Regions from separate parts of the Homo sapiens genome. Here regions 2 and 3 are each linked to region 1. Evidence: chromatin contacts called from ENCODE Hi-C or POLR2A ChIA-PET data. All regions are on one chromosome and are shown on one strand. The core of a region is the stretch at or near the end of the contact, and the rest is flanking DNA. Distances in the headings are between cores, read along the strand shown. Region 1 holds the start of KPNB1-DT (KPNB1 divergent transcript). Region 2 has its middle 28 kb from the start of LINC00910. Region 3 holds the start of SPAG9 (sperm associated antigen 9).

Evidence for each region. Hi-C counts contacts between places; a loop is a spot of excess contacts on that map. ChIA-PET counts read pairs that join two places held with the same protein, here RNA polymerase II (POLR2A). Pooled maps may share reads with other maps.
Region 2: a pooled map shows a loop between it and region 1 (14-fold over the local background). The contact joins the enhancer-like site here to the promoter of KPNB1-DT in region 1. A Hi-C loop is called at or near these places in 3 of 50 pooled maps. POLR2A ChIA-PET finds 5 or more read pairs at or near these places in 2 of 52 experiments (A549 and CD4-positive, alpha-beta T cell).
Region 3: a pooled map shows a loop between it and region 1 (13-fold over the local background). The contact joins the promoter of SPAG9 here to the promoter of KPNB1-DT in region 1. A Hi-C loop is called at or near these places in 3 of 50 pooled maps. POLR2A ChIA-PET finds 5 or more read pairs at or near these places in 2 of 52 experiments (HCT116 and Panc1).

The regions. Positions count from the first base shown.
Region 1 is chr17:47,647,847-47,650,874 of GRCh38, reverse strand. It overlaps KPNB1-DT (KPNB1 divergent transcript), which reads left to right and starts at 1,447. Exons shown (of 4, transcript NR_171700.1): 1 at 1,447-1,479. It overlaps KPNB1 (karyopherin subunit beta 1), which reads right to left and starts at 956. Exons shown (of 22, transcript NM_002265.6): 1 at 591-956; 2 at 431-489. The coding sequence starts at 630. RefSeq lists silencers at 286-425, 536-605, 1,036-1,215, 1,226-1,275, 1,286-1,555 and an enhancer at 1,956-2,801.
Region 2 is chr17:43,359,246-43,362,273 of GRCh38, reverse strand. No RefSeq gene overlaps it. Among named protein-coding and RNA genes, the nearest start is that of LINC00910, 28 kb to the left of the region's middle. RefSeq lists silencers at 451-550, 1,001-1,060 and enhancers at 1,311-1,490, 1,536-2,231. Within about 2 kb of position 1,778, at least 38 of the 41 ENCODE cell types and tissues checked have a DNase peak (open chromatin) inside an H3K27ac peak, as active enhancers do; they include CD4-positive, alpha-beta T cell, where a contact is called at or near this core.
Region 3 is chr17:51,119,294-51,122,321 of GRCh38, reverse strand. SPAG9 (sperm associated antigen 9) reads left to right here and starts at 1,454. Exons shown (of 30, transcript NM_001130528.3): 1 at 1,454-1,968. The coding sequence starts at 1,666. RefSeq lists enhancers at 103-362, 972-1,201, 718-1,532, 1,822-1,941 and silencers at 1,342-1,721, 1,972-2,051, 2,072-2,201.

The DNA of each region.
Region 1 (3,028 bases), core at 198-2,697:
GGGATAGGAAGGAGAAGCCGGCCGGGGTCAGACAGGGCGGGCGGCCGGGCCCGGAGCTTCCACATGGCCCCTAGGCCCGACTCCCCCGCCCCCACCCCTGCTGAACACGCAGCGCCGCGCAACCTAACTTCCCTTCCCTCCCTCTTTCTCCCTCCCGCTGCACCGCCGCCCTCAGGCCGCGCAACGATTGGGCGGCAGGCAGCTCGGCGCGCCAAGCCATTGGCCAGTCGCGAGGCCCGGGGCGGGACACACCCACCGGCTTCCCGATGGCGGGGTTAGGTTGGACCGGGTTGGGGGGGGAGGGGGAGGGGGGAGGGGGACGGGATGGGGCGGGGTAGGTTCCCGAGGCCTGGGCCTCCGGGAGGGCGGGAAGGCCCCGCACGCAGGGGATGGGGACGCGGCGGGATGGGCGCGGCGGGGTAGCACGCACCAGGTTCTCCACGGCCGCACGCTCCAGGAACTTCTGCGCCGCTTCCAGCTCCAGCCGATCTAGGGGGAGGAAAGTGGGAGACGGAGCGGGGTCAGAGGGGCCGGGCCTCCCCTCCCCCACCCCAATCACCTCAGCCCTACCCCCGGCTCCTGCGTCCTACCGGGAGACACGGTCTTCTCGAGAATGGTGATCAGCTCCATGGCGGAGGTGGCGGCGGCGGCGACTCCTCCTAAGACGACGGCCCGGCCTTTCGGGCGGCGGCTCGAACTGGGGATGGGGGTTGGGGGTCGGGTGGGAAGGGAGGGTGGGGTGGGGGGCGGGGGTCACCACAAACCCATTCACCGGCTCTGTCTGGGTAGTCGGTCCGGCTCCCCTTCCTCTCCTCTTCCCTTACTTCCTCCCTCCAAATGGGCTGCTGGCGGCGGGGGAGGGACCCTGGGGGCAGCTCAGAGCGCGCTGGTGCTCGGGAGGCGGAGGGAGAAAGAAGGAAGGGAGGCTGTGAGTGAGAGGCGGCGCGCAGGGAGGGAGCGAGGGAGGGAGGAAGGCGGAGGGATATTCGGACCGGACCTCTCCGCGGAGGCGCCGCGCTCCACGACGATTGGCCGTTGTCCTGGCCACGCGGAATCCCTAACTGGCCAGGCGCTCAGCGTCGAAGGGCCGTCTCGCGCCCATTCGCCTGCTGGTTTCAAGGCCCGGGTTGGCTGGGCGGGCAGCGGAATGGAGCGCGCGGATTGGCCGAGGGGAGGGAGATTGGGATGGGGTAGGAGAGAGCCCGCCGTTGATTGGGTGGGCTTGGTAAAGGCCTTGAGCTCAGACCGGCTGAGCGCTGGGAGGAGGGTGGACCGGAGGCACGACTCGGATCCTGCGCGATTGGCTGGGATAGTAGGCGTTGATAGGATAGGGTGCCCGGGAGAACTAAGGAGAGGAGTTCGGGGTCGGGGCGCGGGAAGGCGGGAGGTGCCCGGCAACCCTAGGAGCCCGGCGCGGGGCACGATGGGACGCCCCCGGGAAGAGGCGGAGCTGGGTTCGAGCGCTGGGGCTGCGGTTGGGTAAGCGCCGTCGCTCCGAGGGGCGTGTTGCGCGAGGTTTTCGCGGGCCTGAGCGGGGGAGGGGGGACTGTTGAAGTCCTGCGCCGCGCCCACAGGAAGCTGCTTTAATGGCTAGGTCGGCTTGGTACCCTGCTTTCGGCTGGGAGGGATCCGTAAGGCCATGTGGCTCCACTGCCAATGTGTAGATGTGGAAACTGAAGCCCAGAGAGGGTATGGAACTTGTCCAAGGTCACACAGCTGGTTAATGGCTTGGTAAGGAATGGGTTCAGGAGCCCAGAGAGGGTCTGGAACTTGTCCAAGGTCACACAGCTGGTTAGTGGCTTGATAAGCTCAAGCTCTCCTGACGGCCCTTGTCCCTACAAGCAGCTTCCTCTCCAAGGAGTCCCCTAAGCCTGCTTATATGGGGCTTGAGACCTGTGCTGTGATAAATCTGACTTGCTTAGGGGTGAGCTAAGGGATTCCTCCTCTTAGACCCCCCATCCATAGCTACCAGGTACTTGACAGGATGGAAATGTTTCACCCTCCAAAAGTACCCTGTAAAGGCCCAACCTCGAACCAGAAAGAATGTGTGTACAGGAATAAAGGATTGTGGTTCTTAACCTGTTTCAGTTCTCAACCCCGGAAGAAACTCATGAATGCCTTTTCTTAGCAAAATGCATATAAAGAAAACGTGGGCCGGGCGCTGTGGCTCGCGCCTGTAATCCCAGCACTTTGGGAGGCCGAGGGGGGCGGATGACGAGTCAAGAGATCGAGACCATCCTGGCCAACATGGTGAAACCCCGTCTCTACTAAAATATAAAAAATTAGCCCGGTGTGGTGGCGCGTACCTGAAGTCCAAGCTATTCCTGAGGCTGAGGCAGGAGAATCGCTTGAACCCTGGACGCAGAGGTTGCAGTGAGCCGATATCGCGCCACTGCAGTCCAGCCTGGCGACAGAGCGAGACTCCATCTCAAAGAAAAGAAAAAAAATGTGCATACAGTATGTGGCTCAGGCCTGCAATCCCAGGACTTTGGGAGGATCGCTTGAGCCCAGGGGTTCAAGACTAACCTGGACAACTTAGCGAGATCCTGTCTCTTTTAAAAAAAATGAAGATTTTTAAAATGATAAAGGAAAAGTGTAATAATAGGGCCGGGCGCGGTGGCTCATGCCTGTAATCCCAGCACTTTGGGAGGCCGAGGCGGGCGGATCACTTGAGGTCAGGAGTTCAAGACCAGTCTGGCCAACATGGTGAAACCCTGTCTCTACTAAAAATACAAAAAAAAAAAAAAAACCTAGCCGAGCGTGGTGGCGCACGCCTATAATCTCAGCTCCTCAGGAGGCTGAGACAGAATCTCTTGAACCCGGGAGGCAGAGGTTGCAGTGAGCCAAGACTTCACCACTGCACTTCAGCCTGGGCGACAGTTAAGACTCTCAAAAAAAGAAAAAATAAATGGTAACAAAGAATTTCTTGAATTGTTTCATTTTCACAGTAATGATGTAGGGGTAATTGGATGTAGCTGGTTCATAGAGCTTTTTACCATATGACTTGAGCTTGTGAGGTAATTGCCCT
Region 2 (3,028 bases), core at 529-3,028, 4.3 Mb after region 1:
TTGCCGGGCGCGGTGGCTCAAGCCTGTAATCCCAGCACTTTGGGAGGCCCAGGCGGGGGATCATGAGGTCAGGAGATCGAGACCATCCTGACTAACACGGTGAAACCCCGTCTCTACTAAAAAATACAAAAAATTAGCTGGGCGTAGTGGGGGCGCCTGTAGTCCCAGCTCCTCGGGAGGCTGAGGCAGGAGAATGGCGTGAACCCGGGAGGCGGAGCTTGCAGTGAGCCGAGATCGCGCCACCGCACTCCAGCCTGGGCGGCAGAGCGAGACTCCCTCTCAAAAAAAAGAAAAAAAAAATGTAATTAGACGTCTGTAACACATGTAATAAAGCAAGTACAGCAAGATGACTTTAGGTGATGGGCATACGGGTGTTCACCAAACAATTCTTTCAACGTATGTGTGAAAAAAAGTTTAAAGTAATGTTGGATGCCAGCTAGGTCAGGACGAGATGGGGAGGGGGAGGGGGAAGGGAGGGGGAGGGGATGCGGAGGGGAAGGGAGGCGGAGGGAGAGGGGAGGGGAAGGGGAGGGGGAGGAGGAGGAAAGAAGAGCCTCCTAGAGCTCTTCGTGTCTTTTCCGTTGTGGGTTTTTCCTCCTGAAGGGCAATGAAGCCGAAGGAGCTTTCCCAAGATTCCAGTGATTTACAGGCGCTTTTCTGTTCAGTGGTTGGCAGGCAGGGCACGGCGGGGCATGCAAATTTAAAATGGCTGCTTCTCTCGGGAGTTATGGGAGCAAAAAAGGAAAGTGAATATCCTCCAAAATAGTAACAATATTACTTACGCAGGTGTTCAGATTTGGATAAAGATACACAATCTCAACGTAGGAGAGAGAGTTATTCAGGGTGCTATCTGTCACCCTGAGGTTAGGATGTGTGGGAGAAGGAGTACAGTGGCCGATCGTTAACATTTTCGTTTTGAAAACGGTGTTGATACAGTGGAAGGCTTGTGGTGTTGCTGGCCCTTGATCGCTGGAAGGATTCCGAGGTGTAGTTTTCGAAGCGGGAGTTTTGTTCGCATTGGGCGCTTAGCGTCTGTTACTGTCGCTAACGGGAGATTGTCAACGTGTTTGCATTGGGCCATTTGCATCAGTTGGGACCGTTGTTACTGACCTCCTAGGTTGTGTGTTGCGTTTACACGCTTAAATCCGGGTTTCACGGTCTCTTAGTACTCGCGTATTTAAGCTCATCGCGCGTACCTTACTTCTACGCGTTCACGTCGGTTCGTCCGGGCCTATCAGCGCCGCTGCTTTTAAATTGGCCGTGTGCGCTTTACGTTTGCACCTTTACGTCGGATCACTGGGGTCCATCAGCGCCGTAGTTTTTGAGCTGGCCGGGCGTGCTTTCGAGCGCTTAGTTGCTTTCGGTTTCACTTGGTTGCGGCGTGACGATCATTGAGTTAAAGGTTACTGCACTCACTTCAGTCGCCATCGGTCTCCGTAATCTGACTGCCCTTTGCTATTACTTGCTTCACTCACATACGATATGCGGACGGTCCTATTTAAGTTGAGCGCCCATACTTCACTATCCCAAGTGGGACTGCTTTTTCATTTACGTGTCTCTATCCGAGGCAGTATAAACATCTTTCCATTCAAGTTTACCGCATGTGTTTCACTATCGAGAGTCGGACTGCTTTTGGATTTACGTGGCTTTGTGGGATGCGGTATGAAGATCGTTGCATTCAAGTTTACCGCCTCTACTTCACTGCAGAATCTGACTGCCGTCAGATCTGTATGACAGATTGTTGCATTCGTTTTCTGCGGGTACGTCACTATCCAGTCTACTTTTTCCATTGACGTGGCTGAGTCATATGTAGTATGACTGTCAGAGACGTTGGAACCTGAAGCGACCCCATTTTGAGTGAGGGCTAGAAAAATGAGGCCGGGACTTACGGGCCTGCATTCTCAGAAGGATATTCCTAGCTTTCAGATACTTACGGTTAAGGGAACAAATTAATGTTTACTGAAGAGACCCGAGTGTCCAGATAGCTGGATATCTGGAGAACAAAGGCGTTCCTAATTTTGCTTTAAAGGTAGTAATAGGGATTCTTGCAAAATGTAATAATTAAAGTTAATTATCACAAACCCTTGTAACAGAACACCTCTCCCCATGTGTACAAGCATTGTACCTAGGGTGGATACGTTCCTTCTCTTAGTTTCAGGAACGCCCTTCTCTGTCTGTGGAGTAGCTGTTCTTTCACCACTTTACTTTCTTAATAAACTTGCTTTTATTTTGCACCGCGGACTTGCCCTGAGTTATTTCTTGCGCGAGACCCAAGAACCCTCTCTTTGGGTCTGGATCGGGGCCCTTTTCCTGTGACGTATTTCTGGCCACCACAGATGGGACTATAGTGCTTTGGGGAAGTGTTGGGGTCCTATAACATATTTCTGGCGAATGATGGAAGGGACGATACTGAAGAAACTCCCCCAACCCAAAGGAAGTAGACTGCAGCACTGCAGTAGTCAGTAGACTGACTTTGGGTAAGTGGTGGAGTGCCCGGGTAAAGAATGGGATTGGGTTAGAGGCCCAACTTAATGGAGTTAGAGTCTTTCCTAAAAGAGAGTGGGTTAGAGGCCCCTCTTAATAAAAGGCAAGGACACTTGACCGACCTCGGGTTAGAGGCCCGACCGAGGAGGGTTAGAGGCCCCTCCCAGTAAAGCCCCTCTCGGCTAAAAAACAGGTTTGACACCGCAGGCTATGCTCTTTGTATTAGTCTGCCTCGTCCTCCTTGTCTTGGTTGCTGTCTCCGTTTCAGTGTCATTTTCAGGAGACTTCATTTAACTGGTCTTAGGGATTTTAACTGATTCTTCTCCTATGTCCCTCCCGATTTCTGTCCGTTTGCTTGTGAAACACTGGGAACCAAAAGCATTGGAGGATCCGGCTCTAAAATTGCTGATTGAGATTTGATATTTAACAGCTATGAGCAGTAAGATTCGATAGATGTGGTTGTGTTTTGTTGCTGCTGTGCTGAGTGTGATTGAGAAGCACTAGGATGGAAATCAGGGGACTTTTCTCCTTGCTGTTTTGTTTG
Region 3 (3,028 bases), core at 205-2,704, 3.5 Mb before region 1:
CTTAGTATTTTCATCTTTGTCCTTCCAAATTTATAGGTTTACTCTTGCCCAACCTTCATATTGTTTTTATGGGTCTCCAGGTGGGTCATGCGTAGGAAACTTTAGGGGACTACTTCATACTTGGTGGGAAGTACTTAAACTTGTAAACCCCAAGCTAAGGGTAGTTATGATCCCGGTGGGTGGCCAATTCTCCCCTTAAACCTATGTTTATCCTGCCTTTCCTCCCCCTTTTCTTAAACGAGTCGGGACGGAGAGCTGAGTCACCTGAGACACAGAGAAGGGACTTTTGAGAGTGTCTTCCGTCCCATTTGCGGACGTTAGATGAGCACACCGGGATCCTTGACTCAGCCCGCTCTAGGCGTGGGCGTTGTGTCATTCCCCACACGTGACACTCTCCCAGGCGGCAGAAACCTCACTTGTCATGGGACTTATTCACTCCAGTGACTCCACCCCTTACCTCCTCTGTTCCCCAACCTCCCACTTACCCTTTCCGCCCCACTTCAAGACTTGAGGAGAGGAGGGTGGCTGGAGCCTGGAAATGTCCCCGTCCCAAGTTGGCCAGAAGTAGCAGACACACTATGTGGGAAAGTGCCACATGTAACGTTCCAGTTTCACCCTTCTCCAGAATGCTATCACCCTTCCTGTTTATTTTTTAATAACTTGAGATATAATTCACACGCCATATGATTCACTCACTTAACGTGTAAAGTTGAATGTCTTTTAGCATATTTAGAGTTGTGTATTCATCACTATAATACATTTTTTAGAACATTTTTATTATCCCAAAACGAAATCCCATACCTATTAGCAGTCACTCCCATTTCCCCTCATCTCACCCTTGCTCTTCCATAGCACAAAACAGTTCTATTCTATTCGAGACCACCTTTCCACTTGGGCAGACCCTGGTTATGGTTTTTTTTCCCTCCCTTTCTGTTTCCAGTTTTTTTCGGAGCCCGGAATTCTCAATCTGGGTAATTGGTTTGAGTCCCGGCTCAGCCCGTTTCCCGTTGTAGCTGCGTGACCTTGAGAGCAACGCCACTTTCCTGGGCCTAGTTTCTTTGTCTGTGAAACGAGGTCCAAATATCTACCTCTTTACGCCTGTTGTGGGGATGAAGTGAGTAGGTGCTTTGTGAGCTTTAAAAAGCCATAGAAATGCCAGCTAAGTTAACTCGTCACTCTTCCCGAACCCCTCCCTTTCCCCTGGGACCCGCCCCGCGAATCCCGCTGTGGATGGATACTTCTCCCCACCCGCCGACCGCAGTCTTTCCCATTGGCGCCCGCACCGTCTTCGCGGCGCCGGGTGTTGACGCCATGGCTTCCTCCGCCAGCGCCCGAAGACGCTTGGCCCCGCCCCCGGCCGCGCCTGGCCTCCCGCGGCGCCCCGCCCATCGGGCCGACGCGGCGCCGGCCCCGCCCCGCGGATGACGTGTGGCGCGCGCGGCCGGGCCGCCCCGGCAGTTGGTGCAGCGGCGGTTGGGGTGAGAGCGCCTACGCCACCCCTCCCCTCCTCCGGCCCCGGCCCCCACCCCGCCGGGCCCAGCCCCAGCCCCGGCCCGGGCTCCAGCCCTAGTACCCGTCCCAGCCCGAGTCGGGTCCGTCCCGTGCGGGCAGGTGCCGCCCCTCTGCCGGCGACGCCCCGGGCCGCCCGCCCGTCCGCTTGCCACCATGGAGCTGGAGGACGGTGTGGTGTATCAGGAGGAGCCCGGCGGCTCCGGGGCCGTGATGTCGGAGCGGGTGTCCGGCCTGGCCGGCTCCATCTACCGCGAGTTCGAGCGGCTTATCGGGCGCTATGACGAGGAGGTGGTCAAAGAGCTGATGCCGCTGGTGGTGGCTGTGCTGGAGAACCTGGACTCGGTGTTCGCGCAGGACCAGGAGCACCAGGTGGAGCTGGAGCTGCTGCGGGACGACAACGAGCAGCTCATCACCCAGTACGAGCGGGAGAAGGCGCTGCGCAAGCACGCTGAGGAGGTGAGGCCGGCGGCAGGGCGGGGGCCGCGGGATCCGTCTCCGGGGGCGGCCGGGGCGGGGTCGCGGCCCGGTCGGGGACTAGAGGCGCGACGGGCCTCCTGGAGGGCGGGCCTGAGGCCGATGCCCCCTGGGACCGATCCCGGCGGCCTCCAGGTACCCCGGGAGCCAGGCCGGCGTTGGAAGCCGAGGCCGGCTACTGAGTGTCCTGGGAAGGGAGCGAGATGGAGGAGGCAGGGCCCGGGGAGGAAGCGGCAGCCTGGCCTGAGGACACCTGGGGTTGGCCAAGGGCGGAGATTGTTGGGTGTCTGGTTGCTTCTTGTTGAGGGAAGTTTCCGACCACCGTGGGATAGTCAGATGGCGGTTCAAAGTTTTACCCTTGGGGAGGGGGACACTTCTGCCCTGGATATGTAACTTCCGCTAGTTCCAGTACCTTTCCAGGGGGTTGCCTTGCTTTGGGAAGTTAGAGATCTCCCTCTTTCGGTCAGTTTCTTCTTGACGTTTTAATCTTGTTGAGAAAGACGTCTTATTTTATGTTCTATGTGCCTTGGTTGACACTTTGTCAACTTTTAGATGTTGTGTGGCAGTACTCAATAAATATATAAACAATTTCGTTGGTATCCCAAACCAAAGCATTCCTCCGTATCAGGTTGTAACCTTGGACAGTTCCCTTCAAAAACCCTCCGTTTATTTATAAAAAGGATTGGGGGGCGGGGTTGGGAAGATGTAGGTGACAGTTGGCAACACTTTTTCCGTCTGAGTTTCCTTCTTAGACTGCTGTTTATACGTGCATTTGGCCACCTGTTAACTCTAGCACCCGAGCAGTGACCTGGGCGCCCTCACCTCGACTCTGTGAACCTTTTGGAGTTCTAGGGTGCAAGTGATAGGTCCTTGGCTTCTTGAGACTGACAAGGAGTTTAGCTTTCAGCCTGCGTTGGCGTTATTTCTGTGGACCTTATCAAAGGCAGGTGATGTGTCCTATTTTTGTTTCTCAAGCACCTAGCACACCTGCTTAAATACATGGTGATCAAAGGAGGCGAAATAACTAATTATTGAAGGAATG